Linked DNA regions of Homo sapiens: region 2 is linked to region 1. A link is a contact called in ENCODE Hi-C or POLR2A ChIA-PET data. All regions are on one chromosome and are shown on one strand. Each heading gives the region's core, a stretch centred on a gene start or an enhancer-like site at or near the end of the contact. The rest is flanking DNA. Distances are from core to core; before and after follow the strand shown.

What was found. Hi-C counts contacts between places; a loop is a spot of excess contacts on that map. ChIA-PET counts read pairs that join two places held with the same protein, here RNA polymerase II (POLR2A). Pooled maps may share reads with other maps.
Region 2: a map of A673 shows a loop between it and region 1 (2.1-fold over the local background). The contact joins the promoter of RABL3 here to the promoter of HGD in region 1. A Hi-C loop is called at or near these places in 10 of 168 maps with a recorded cell type or tissue (A673, B cell, Caco-2 and 6 more), 26 of 37 single-sample maps with no recorded cell type and 10 of 50 pooled maps. POLR2A ChIA-PET finds 5 or more read pairs at or near these places in 16 of 52 experiments (A549, AG04450, CD4-positive, alpha-beta T cell and 11 more).

Annotation. Positions count from the first base shown.
Region 1 is chr3:120,678,224-120,684,779 of GRCh38, forward strand. HGD (homogentisate 1,2-dioxygenase) reads right to left here and starts at 4,016. Exons shown (of 14, transcript NM_000187.4): 1 at 3,874-4,016. The coding sequence starts at 3,888.
Region 2 is chr3:120,738,348-120,744,903 of GRCh38, forward strand. It overlaps RABL3 (RAB, member of RAS oncogene family like 3), which reads right to left and starts at 4,169. Exons shown (of 8, transcript NM_173825.5): 1 at 4,115-4,169. The coding sequence starts at 4,160. It overlaps GTF2E1 (general transcription factor IIE subunit 1), which reads left to right and starts at 4,397. Exons shown (of 5, transcript NM_005513.3): 1 at 4,397-4,447. RefSeq lists enhancers at 3,430-4,068, 3,900-4,189, 4,069-4,707, 4,155-4,449, 4,330-4,449.

The DNA.
Region 1 (6,556 bases), core at 2,766-5,265:
TTCTACTCTCAAAATGAACCCCATGCTCACCATCAACGGGATTGAATTTGAGCTGCTGAGAATTGGTAATAACCCCAAATTATCTTCAATTCTGTGAAATGGAATTTTAGACCAGCCTGTGACTGAAGCCACTGGGCATTACAGTGCCTTCGCTTTGTTCAACTGCCGCATTGTTTCTCTCTGCAAGAGAGGAAGGAAGGCTGGAGTACAGCTGAGCTTTCTGGCAGGCACTGGTGGAGTTACTCATTAACCTTCCCCATTCTTTGTAACTGGTGGCCTTAGAAGAGGGTTCAGGGTTATGTGTTTGGAACACGAGTTAGTATAAATGGTTCTGAAGCACTTGATTCAGACTGTGCTTTAAAAAATAGGAAAGAAAGTAGAAAGAACAGCTGATGGTTTGGAAGGGAGCCACCAAGCACCAAGAGGTGTGAGTTCTGAATCCGTTTCTCAATCTTAGCTGCAGGGCATTGGCTAAAGAGGAAGGTGAAAACTGCTGAGTCACTATCAAATCAATTGGTTTTTCTAATCCCCTGAGAGAAAAAGTACAGAGTTTATTGCAGCTTTAAAATGCCATGCCCCTCACGGCCAAAGGCATCTGAATTAAGGAAGCAGTATTCACAGCTGCTTTCTCCAGACATTGAGCTCAAGGACAGAATCTGAACTCTGCTTTTATCAGCTGCGAAAATCCAAGCATTCATTTCCAGCTGGTTCAGTGCCTATGTAAAAGTATACTGTGTACAAAAATAAGATTAAAAAGCTAACATTAAGCAAGTGTGTTTGTATGTTTTCTACAGTTCGGATTTCTGAATAATTTGATCCGACAGAAAAATATGATTTCATTTCTTTTCGAGAGAATTATATGCATACTTTCTAAATGCAAGAATAAATTCCTGAGCTCCATGTGACTTCAGTACCATCAGCTCTTTGGCAGCTTATGAGTATACAGCTTTTTAATTCTCACCTGGTCCCCAGGATATGGTTTACTTGTCAGAGTAGTTTTATGAGGTGCTTTCTCCTGACTCTGATTCTAGGTAACACCTGATGAGATGAACAGATGGTGCACCTCACTTCCTCTTACTGGGCATGAAGGAAAGAGAGAGAAGTCAGGGTAGAGATGAAACTACTGCTACATTTTTTTTTTCTGTGGAAAAAGAGTCTAATATTTCTAATTAACCTTGATGGGAACATAGAACATAGATTGTAAAGGGAACTTGCACATTATCGCAGTAGGCTGAATAATGGCTAATGGCTCACTCTGAAAGATATGTATGGCTTAACCCCTGAAACCTGTGAGTATTATCTTTTCTAGCCAAACAGACTTTTGCATATATAATTAAGGATCTTGGGATGGGGAGATATCCTAATTATTTGGGTGTATCCTAAATGTAATCACAAGTGTCATTATAAGAGGGAGGCAAAGGGAGATTTGACTTATAAGAGGAGAAAATGTGACGTGATTACAAAAGCAGAGATACATTTTTTTGAAGATCGAGGAAGAGGCTACAAACCAAGGAATGTGGGTAGCCTCTAGAAGAGGAAACAGAATCCATGGAAAAGGCAGGAAAACACAATCTCTCATAGAGTCTCCAGAAGAAACAGCCACACTGACACCTCGACTTTAGCCCAGTGAAACCGATTTCAGACTTCTGACCTCCACAACTTCAAGATAATACATTTGTGTTGTTTTAAGCCAATAAATTTGTGGTAATTTTTTACAGCAGCAAGAGGAAATCAGTTACGTAGAATAGTAGGTCCTGTCTCTGGCTAATCATTAGAATCACTCCAGAAGCTTGTTACATACAGACCCAGAGCCAGTGAATCAAGGATTTGGTGGTGGGGCCCAGAGCCTGAATATTAAGCAAGTTCTTCGTTTTAGAAATGAGGAAACCAAGGTTGGGAGAAGCTAAGCAACTTACTCAAATACATAGGGTATTTCATTTTAAATTTAATTTTATTACTTTATCTTTTGAATTTTCTTACCCCAGTTGTACTTTTGTGTAAATGTGATTTCATTTACGGCTTTGTGTTGACATATTCATTAAAATGAAGAAATAAAAGATGAGAAACAGTTTTAAAAATTATATAATGTTTATTGATTAGAATGAATATGATGCAATCTGGTTTTCTGTGTTCAGATTCCTGACCTCTGGAGTTAACCTTTCTTTGTAAAGATTAGACAGCAGGCAGGGAAGAATGCCTTTGAAACTGAGAGCAAAGACTGGCATGCAATTTACATTGATGTCCTGGTGCTGTGCATAATAAGTTGCTTAAACATGACAGCAGGATAGGATTTTACATAAAATTTATTTATAAATGGTAAAGATGTTTCCAACCTCTGCTGAACTTCCTCATAGAATGTTCATCAGAAAACAAAGTTTCTATCTACTCTTTCTTCCAAGACTTCAACTCCTACCACTGACATCATGACCCTCAGTTCTATTCCCCTAGCCCTGCCCACTCCCCTGAAATCCAGATCCATAAATCCAACCACCGCCTGGGTATCTCAGTTTGGCTGTCCCTCCATCAACTCAAATTTGGCTGACACAGTTTTGGATTCTAGAGCATGCAGGCATTCTGTATGTGCTGTGCCTTTGCACTCACTCTTCCCTCCAGACCCCGTCCTTCCTCACTTTGCCAGTTCCAACTTCTCTCTGAAGACTCAGTTTAGGTACAGGCTCCTTTAGGAAATTTTTTTTTGACTCTACCTAGCCCAGACTCAGTTCATCTACGATATTAATCTGCAGTGTCATGCACTAGCACAAAATATTTGCTGAATGAAAGAATGAGAGTTAACTTTTAGTCAGGCATAAAGATAAAAAACCAAAGTCTTTTACTCCGGTGTGGAGTGTTTTCAGGATTCCTACCAATTAGGAAGGTGTTTGATTCTTCAAACTCAGAAACACCTCCCCTTAACTGATGGATTCTTCAAACTCAGCATCAGTTAGAGGGCATTAGGGCACTTCTCAAACCCTGCATTCAGGGAAGATGTCTGTTGTGGGGTGGTCTGGCCTACTTGGCCTGAGCCAAGGTTCTGGGCAGTTCTGTTCAGTTACACATGCATGCGTTGAGCATTGATTCAAGCCTGGCCTGGGCACTAGGCATGGTTTTAGATATTAGGGACATATTCTGTTTTCCTTGCCTTAAGATACCAGTCTAGTAGGAGCCACTAAGGCCCCTTTTTGAGCCTGGACTTCGCATTCAAACATACCCTGCTTCTAATCAAGTCATCTATTGGCAGTGACCTTGGGCAAATCATAGTCTCTCCAAGCATTACTTTTCTAATTGAAACAAGAACCTCTCTCTATACCCCAGATTTATTTTGAGGATTATGAGTTAATTCATAGCTAAAATGCTTAGCACCTAACAGCACATAACCCACACATACTTTTCAATTGCGTATTACTAAAAAGAAGGAATGATTTCCTAGAGGAGGTGCTTCTTCTGGCCAAGGGCTGATTCAGAGCCTTAATTAACTAAATAGATCAAGCATATCTAACTGGTCACCGGAAGTGGTCCATGAGGCTGCAGCAATGGGAAGGTGTCAGAGCAGGGGTTGGGAAAAAGACATAGAGAGAAACGTGCATGTCCGTAGTGGAGGGGAGCTCTTAGGATGTCTACAGATTTCCAAGACAATAATTGAAATGAACAAAGGCAAGGGATGACCAATAAGAGCTTCATTTCTTTCCTTTATCACCTTTCCCTTGTTCTTCAGCTCCAGCTGTGCCCACAGACACCACAGGGAAGCCTCTGAACACAGGGGTTTGAACCAGGGCCTCTCTAAGTCTTTTCCAACTCTGATACCCTGAAGTTCTCAGAAACTTCCATAAATTTTGGCTGAAGAAGCCATAGCAAACTTGTCAGATGGTTTCTTACCTTTAACTCAGCCATTTTCTCTCTCCTCTATGTGTGGTGACTTCAGGAAACCCAGGCCCAGAGGATATAAAGCCACAATGCTTCTTTCTCCTTCAAACCACTCTTTGGATATTCCGGTTCCCACTGCTTCACTGCGCTTCACTGGTCAGTGCGTCACTCAAACTAGCTGAAAGAATTGTCTAACTCATACACAGGGACAAAGTCCAGCAAGCTTATTTAACCGGTTACACAATTGCCTTTGGTTTTTACAGTTTGTTCCTAAGTGTTTCCAGAGGCTTGGTTCCTCTTCACCTGAGGTAGAGATTGACCAATTATTTATTCCAGTTAAAAGTAGGCTTATTTCAAAAGGCAGAGAATTTGAAGCTATCGGGGAAAGGAACTGTGGCAGATAGTGCCTGCTGTGTGTGGTGGAGGATTCTCTGCTCAGTCCTGACTCAGGCTAGGAAGGAACAGGGCAGTGCTGAGTCTCCTGGAGAGCAGTGAGAAAACCCCCAGGCATTTACCAGCTGCAGATGTGTACACTGGGGTAAGATGTTTACACACAGCCACCTGAAGACAGGGACCAGGACCAGAACCAGTTTTCTGCAGGTGCCTCCCAGGAATGAGCTCAGGTTCTTGGGTGAACCATTCAGAGCCTGAGATATTTCACTTAGAGCAAACTGATATGTTTCCTACTGCTCCTTTTAATTTCTTAAAGTACGTTTAGTTTTCTTATAAATTCTTTAAGAGTTTTGTTTCCTAATGCCTCTATACTTCTAAAACAGACCAAGGGATTATTCTCCAGCCACCTCCTCTATGACTCCCTTGTTCTTCATCTTGGCCGCTCTCCTTGGTCATTGGCAGGTAGCAGCTTCATGACTAGTGGTGTTCAGAAAGGAGAAAACATATATTGAGTTTCTGCTTTTGTCAGATTTTTCCATATCTAACTTCACAAAAACAATCTTGTAAATTAGGCATTATCACAACTCAAATGCCAACAGATGAGGGAGGAAGTGTAAGTGAATAAAGTAGGCTAGCTGATTTTTCAAGATAAGATGAAGCTCCAATTTTTAACCATTGGTAATTAGAGTGAGAGAGACAGAGAAACCACCCTGTGGTAGATGGCAAAAAATGCTCCAATTCCTCCTATCCTTGTATGTGTGCCCCTTTGAATGTGACTTTGCTGTTCCTCCCATCAAGAGGTAGGGTCTTTTTCTTTGGCTAGTAGCAAACATGACACAGAGTTTGAAACATGCCTGTGCCTTAGGACAGGGCCCATTCTTGCAGCCTGAGACCACAGTGCAGAGAAGCTGGGCTGGCCTCCAGAGGTCCAGGCAACAGCCCTGCAAGCCCCACAGGAACTGCCAGACATGTGAATGAGGCAGTCTGGCTGCCAGGTGACTGCAGAACATGTGTGATCCCAGGCAAGACCAGCAGAAGAACCACCAGTTAAATCTGGCCCGAACTGCTGAGCCACAGAATTGGGAACAAATAGAATGGTGTATTTCACACTACTAAATTTTGGGGTGGTTTGTTAAGCAGTGATAAATAACTGATATAATCATGCAGGTTGAAAAACATGTGCATATTTGAAGTGGCCACAGGCTGCTAGTTTGAGACCCTCTGCTTTAGATAAATGGGCTTAAACAACCTCCAAGGGTCCCCAGGCTCCAGCATACTGCAGTAGCAGCAGAATTATTGCCTGTGTATGAGGTGCTAGCACAGACTGGGCCAGACCAAAGGGGACATGTTGATAGGAAACATGCTGGTAGCAAACCATGTGGACTGATGCCTACGGACCGGGCAGCTGATAGGAAACCTCAGCATATGTCAGCATAGACAGATGGCATTGTGGCATTATATAAACTATTCTGGAATTCATATGCAAACCTAGGAGGAAGGTAGGTGGAGGCCCTAGCTTTATTGAGGCTAAGTTTTCACTATTCCTATAACATGCAGACTCTGAAACTGAATTCGAAGAAAATATCTCCTGTGTATCTAAGTTTATGAGTACCTTGGGCCTTCAATCTCTATTGATCTTGGAAGTTAGCAGTTGGTCATTAGATAAACAAATGGGAGCTAATAAAAGACAAAGGGAAATCTTTACTGCCTTATTTTTCAACAAACTTTCTATGTTACTTCCATTGAACCAGTTGTGAAGGCAGATTTAAGAAGTGTTTCAGTTCTTTCCTAAGGTATGAGAGACTTCTGAAGGGGTAAGAAAGTGTTAACAGTTCCTTGACTGGATTAAAATTACTTTGAGGGGCTTGAAAATATTTAAAGTTGAATACATCTTTCACTAAACTTTAGGGATTCCTTCTAAAAGGAGAGAATACACACAGGGGATATTAAAATATTATTTTATTATTTAATTTTTTTTTTGAGACAGGTTCTCTGTCATCCAGGCTGGAGTGCAGTGGCACAAAAATGGCTCACTGAAGCCTCAACCTCCTGGGCTAAAGCGATCCTCCCATCTCAGCCTCCTGAGTAGCTGGGACTACAGGCACACACCACCACACCCGGCTACTTTAAAAATTTTTTAGTAGAGATGAGGTCTCGTCATGTTGCCCAGGCTGAACTTGAACTCCTAGGCTCAAGCAATCCTCCCACTTCAGCCTCCCAAAGTGCTGGGATTACAGACGTGAACTCCTGCACCTGACTTAATGTTTTTTTTTAGAGACAGAGTCTTGCTGTGTCATCCAAG
Region 2 (6,556 bases), core at 2,919-5,418, 60 kb after region 1:
GAAAAGCACAGTATTAGGGTGGGAGGGACCCAATTTTCCAGGTGCTGTCTGTCACCGCTTCCCTTGGCTAGGAAAGGGAATTCCCTGACTCCTTGCGCTTCTTTGGCTCACACACAGTGGGCTGCACCCACTGTCCTGCCCCCACGGTCTGACAAGCCCCAGTGAAATGAACTTGGTACCTCGTTGGAAATGCAGAAATCACCTGTCTTCTGCGTCGCTCACGCTGGGAGCTGTAGACTGGAGCTGTTCCTAATTGGTCATCTTGGAACCACTCCCTTAATTTTAAGTTCCTTGAGGGTTCTTACGCAGCTTTTTTATCTCTAGTATTTAGATCAGAACCTTAATTAGTATTTATTAAAAGTTTCCATATTATTCCAAAATCTTCATAAACATTTAAAGTATCTCCATAGTACTTCAGAAAGTAGGCATAAAAATTTACTTAATCATTCTTCCATTATTATTAGATATTTAGGGTGTTTTGAAATTTTTGATATGCTAGTGAAAGGTTATTTCTGTTTAAACCTTTGTTTAAAATTAAAATTATGTCCTTAGTATACCTTCCCAGGAGTAAACTCAGTACTTAAAAGGAAACATTTAAAGTTCTTGATATGCATTGAGAAATAACTTTCATGGGGTTATACTGCCACCAGCCATACACTTGAGCCTGCAGGTCTTGTTGCACCTCAACAGTATCATGTAGTTGGCTTTTCATCCTTGTTAACCTGATAAAGGAATAAAAGTGACATCTTGGCCAGGTGCGTTGGCTCACACCTGTAATCCCAGCACTTTGGGAGGCTGAGGCAGGCAGATCACGAGGTCAGGAGTTCGAGACCAGCCTGGCCAAAATGGTGAAACCCTGTCTCTACTAAAAATACAAAAATTAGCTGGGCGTGGTGGTGGGTGCCTGTAATCCCAGCTACTTGGGAGGCTGAGGCAAGAGAATCACTTGAACCCAGGAGGCAGAGGCTGCAGTGAGCCGAGATTGCGCCACTGCACTCCAGCCTGGGTGACAGAGCAACAATCCGTCTCGGTGGTGGCGGGCAGTGGGGGAGTGACAGCTTGCTTTAGTCTGCATTTCTTTACTTTCTGATAAAGATCAAAGATTATCATTATGATTATTCTGGCAAATCAGTTGTTTTTCCTCTCATAAATTCTCTGTTGATCTACTCTGTACCTTTATCTACCAGGTTTTAGTGTCATTAATTTATATGAGCTCTTTATCTATTAAATATATTAATCATTTTACGTATGTGTAATTGAATCAAACATTTTCTCAGGCTTCCCTTTTATTACTTTTTTTATATAGAAACATTTAAGATTTTTAAATACTCAAAATTATATTTGTCATTGAATTTACTGCATTGTGTCTAATATCTGTAACTTTTAGGATGTATTGTTGATTCTGTATTTGTAAATAGGTTTGTTTATGTTCAAGGAATGTATCTATCCACTTAATTATCAGCTTGATGCAACACTTGAGGCCTAGTTTAGCTTAATTGTGTTAGGGTAAACATTTCCAGGCAGTAGAATTGTATAGCTCTCCATGAATTAACTGCTTTGGGTGATAAGTATTAGCTAAGAAGGGATGAAACCCTAAACAGTAAGAACAGTTGAAGTGCTAGGGAATAATGGCGAATTTCATTTCTTTAAGAATTTTGGGAGATTCTGATTCTATGTTTTCACCTTTAGAACTAAATTTGATCAAAAGAATGCACTTGATTTGCTTGGGGGTAAAAAAGGCCCAATATAAATAAATGTCAGCTCCAAATACAGCTGTTTGGTAATATGTTAAACTAGTCCCTAATCTCTGAAAGAAAGAGAAAACCGTATGGTAGTGAGACTTTCAGGGTTCCTTACCAAATTACCAAATATCTCAATAGGATAAAAACAAATCACCAAATATCAACTTATTCTTTTTATTTTTTTTTCTTGGAGACAGGGTCTCACTCTATCACCCAGGCTAGAGTGCAGTGGCACGATCCTAGCTCACTGCAGCCTCAAATTCCTGGGCTCAAGTGATCTTCTCACCTCAGCCTCCTGAGTAGCGGGACTACAGGCGTGCACCACCATGCCCGGCTAACTTTCTGTACTGTTTTTGGTAGAGAGAGGGTCTTGCCATGTTGCCCAGGCTAGTCTTGAACTGAGCTCAAGCAATCCACCCGCCTCAACCTCCCAAAGTGCTGGGATTATAGGCTAGAGCCACCTTGTCTGGCTAAGTCATTTCTTTATATATTTGTGAAACCCTCAAAATTTTATAAGGGAAATGGCCTTTATTTAAAAATAAACTTTCGGGTTTGAAAGAAAGGCTGAGGAAGTGTAAAAAGTGCATTCTAAACTGTCAGACTGTGTACTTTTAAATCGCAGTTAAAAGGAGACTGACAAAATTACCTTTTAAAAAGATAAAAAGACAATAACTAACTTTGCACATAAAGGTTAACATTAGTGAATGTGTGACAACATCAATCACTTTCCTGGCCATCACAGCTGTGTCTTCTGCTTTACAACTAAACCATAACAGGGGAGGCGGGCAGTAGGGAAGCTTATCAATTGCCTGATTACTTTTCCACATTTAATGTAGCTGCTAATTCTATCCCTGTTATATGACGCATTAATTCCACAGTTATAACCCCAGAACCTAATACAGTGCCTGTTGGAAAGAAAATAAATTGACTAGTTGCAACAGTTTGTAATATGAAGGGATTGTTAGATACAATAGAAAATGGAATTATAAAGGACACAAAACACCCACTTAACGTATCATGAAGAAGTCTGTTAGTTCTGGATTGTAAATTCTACTCAGTGATACTCTTGCCAAGTCCCTTTAGGCCACAATTACTTTATCTGTAAAACTGAGTGATTTTATTAAATTAACTTCGGCACCACTTCAAGCTACCTGATAGAAATGAAGTCGACATAAATTGTGATTATGTTCATTAAGTTTCAAAAGGCAACTTTCTTAGGGGAATATTAAATAATGCTCTCTGTAAAATATTTCATAATGCAAATAATCCTCAGGGCAATGTGAAAACATTCTTAACCTATATTTGCTGCCCACAATTTTATTTAGTTTCTATTAAGTTTTCAAGCCTCTCCACCTCCAAGCATCTAGCACAACGTCTTTGCTCACAACACATGCTCTTAGGCCAACTCCAGAGGAGCGCTTCTATAAAATGCAAGGTCAGCATTTATTGAAGTTACTAAGGAGAGCTGAATTGGGGATTATGGAAGAAAAGATAAGGGCAGTGAGGTGGGAGCTGGAAATCCAGACGCCAGCTGTAGTTCTCAAATGTCCCAGGTGTCAAAAGAATTCTTTTTGCATCCACTGAGATTAAAAAAATATATATATATTTAACACTAGGATTAAATTGGGCTCAGCGTTAAATCCTAGCTGCTTCAGAATAAAACTCTTACTTTAATTTCTCTATTGTACAGTCTAGGACATAATAGGTTTTCAATGAAGATCAAACGAGAACCAGGAAATTAAGCTCAGTTAAGAATAAAACAGGACCACTACCCAATATGTCACTGCATAATTATAACTTAGCGTTTAAGTTCGTGGACTCCGCGTTCAAAAGGATTCTGTCATTTACATCTCTCTGCCTCACTACTCTCATCTGTAAAATGGGATAACAGGACTGTCTCAGAATTAAATGAGTTAATACATGCGAAGCGCTTGCCAGTGCACGTTTCTCAGTGCACGTTTCTCAGTGCACGTTTGACTTCCTTAATGAACAAAATCTCTTGAAGGCACGGTCCTACTAACTTCTGTACCCTTAACATAGAACCCCATACAATACTCAATGCCTGCTTTTTTTTTTTTTTTTTTTAATAAAAGAATTGACAATACACTCTAGGCTGGGGTCGCCTGGGAGACCGATGCGGAAAGCCGCGAAGGCAAAAGACCCGGGCTCCGCGACCCCCACCCGCGCGACGACGCCGCCGCCACCGCGTCGTCACACGGAGCAAAGTCCCCTGGGAAGTGTAGTCTTCAGGCCCTGGGAGGGACTTCAGCCACGGGCCGAGGAGCCAGGAAGTTGAGGGAAGGAAGCTAAGGGGAGGGTTACTGGGTAACTCAAAAGTGTCTGGAGCCCCAGAGGTAGGGTAAGCCGCTCACCTGAGTCTCCCAACACCAGTACCTTCACCCGATCCAGGGACGCCATCTTGCCACTGCCTTCCCTGGGTTAACGCCTGTTCCTGGATTGTAAGCCAATCAGAGTTGGGCATGGAGGGCAGAGCCTTCAATTTCATTGGCCACTCGGAGCGTGACTGTCTTGATCGAAGGTTTCACTGAACTCATTGGCTGGTCTGGTAAAAGGTAGCGGGGTGCTTCCCCAGCTGGTCGCAGGAATAGTGCGTTTTCTTTGTCGCGCAAGGGGCGTGGTTCATTTAAGCCGGTAGTTGAAGCGCTGGGGGCAGCTGTAGTGGGAGTGTTCCAGGATTCGCCTTGGTAAACCTTGTTCCCTGTTCCTTGTTCGGAGTTCCCTGGCCGGGCATTGCATTTCATGATTTCTTCTTCCTTTCGCTCCCTCTTAACTATCCTCCCCTAATGAATTACCCTGTTGCCTTGGTCCTCTTGGTCCTCCAAAGAACCATTGACCCCGGAGCGGCCCGTGTGCGACCTCGGGTAGGGCGGGCTTGGCTGCGCCGAGTGTGGCCCTGGACCCAACTGGGAGAGTCCGAGGGAGTTTGGGGTCTCGGAGTCTCGCATTGGGGAGGAGTGCATATCACCGAACGCGTCTCGTGGAGGGCAGCTGGGTCCGGAGGTTTCGCGGTAGTTTGCCGCTGTGTGTGTGAAGGCGTGGAAAGTGCCATGAAATGTGGTAACACAACACCGCAGTTAGATGTGTAGAATCCCAAGTTGTTCTAGAACTGGAGTGGCGATTTACTGAAGTAATCTAACTGGTCTCTTCGCATCCACTTTTCTTGTTTTTTTCTCCACTCTGCAGTCAGTACAATCTTTTAACATCCTGAATTTGATCCACGCACCTCCCGCTTAAAACTGTTTTAAATTTAAGAAGAGAGTGCCCAGTAGCCTGTCCGATTCTACCTTGGAAACAAGAGTGGAGGAAGTGAAGCAGGGGGAAGCTGGCAAGATGAGCCATGTTGGAACAAAACGTGCCTAGGAGACATATGGAAAGTTTTATGGAAGTACTTGTCTGGCTATGCTAGATGCTGGAAATTAATTGGTGAACAAGATGAAGTCTGGTCTTAGAGATAGACATGGAGAAAGTACAAGAAGGGGGAAAGAGCCATGGAACACGTGAAAGGGGATGATTGTATGCTACTTAATGGGGAGTCTGGGAAGGCCTCCATGAGGAAATATCATTTGAGACTTGAAGGATGATTAGGAGAAGGGGGTTTGGGCTTAGCTGTAGGGGCAGAAGGAACAGCATGTGCAAAGCCTTGGGATGCAGGGAAAGCACATGTGGCTCATGGAATTGAGAATATGCTGGTGTGGCTGGTTATGAGGCTGACAGGGTAGACAGAGGGCAGAGGGTGCCTTCTTTTCAACTTTGTTTCTCTGGCTCCGTGCCTGGTGCACAGTAGTCCTTAAATGTTGATATGATTAAAATACACGTGGGTCTGGGCTGGGGTAGGGAGGTGAGGCTGGGATCTGACTCATGGACTATGGAGATCAAAGGAAGAAACAAAGGTCCTAGGAGGTCCCACGCTCAGAAGTCTCCAGAGACCAGCCATACTCCTTCCCTAATAACGCCAGCTGCTATTCGGCTTCAGCTTATTGTTTCCATGTGGGAACATGGGCTCACTTTTTCCTCAGATATTTCCAATTTTGCAAGAGGAGCTGGAAGTTGAAATTTATGTGAACTCTTACAATTTTTAAATGTTGACAACTAATTCAGAAAATTTTTGAAACATTCTTTGGGTGATACAATGCGTGGGGGGCTGCCAGTTTGAGAACTCTTACCTAAGACCTCTAGAGATTGAGTAAGGAGATTCAGCGTGAGTGGGAAGTGATGGAGGAGAGAAGGTAGTGGTCAGGAAGGAGGATTTTAGAATGCAGAGATTTTGAACAAAGTGGCACAGCTTGATTTCATTCCTGAGCTCTAGTTTCATTTGTTCAGCTACCTGCTGGGCATATTCAGAGGAATATCCTATGGTATTTCCTCAAAGACACTTCTAAAAGTGATTTCCTCATTTCTTCCTGCTCCTCGTCAGGGGTCACCTATTTCTCATGGCAGTACTTTTCCTAGCTACGCTGGCTCAAAACAGAGAGCTATTTAAGATTTTTCCTACTCTCATATTCTGTATCCAATATATTTTGTTGGGTCCTTTTGATTTTTTTTTCTGTAATAACTTTCATTCATTCTGTTCTCTTCTTGCAATTTTTTTGCCTTCTTAGTTTAGATTTTATACCCCCAATATTCCACACTGCCTCCACCTTCACTCACTTGAGTCCGTTCCTCATATTGGTATAAGAGTCATTTTTCTAAATAGGGGATTTATTATGAATGCCAGTACTTAATTGAACTCTTATGCCAGCCCTGAAAGCAGAACACTTTGCATTAATTATCTCACTGAGTTCATACATTAACTG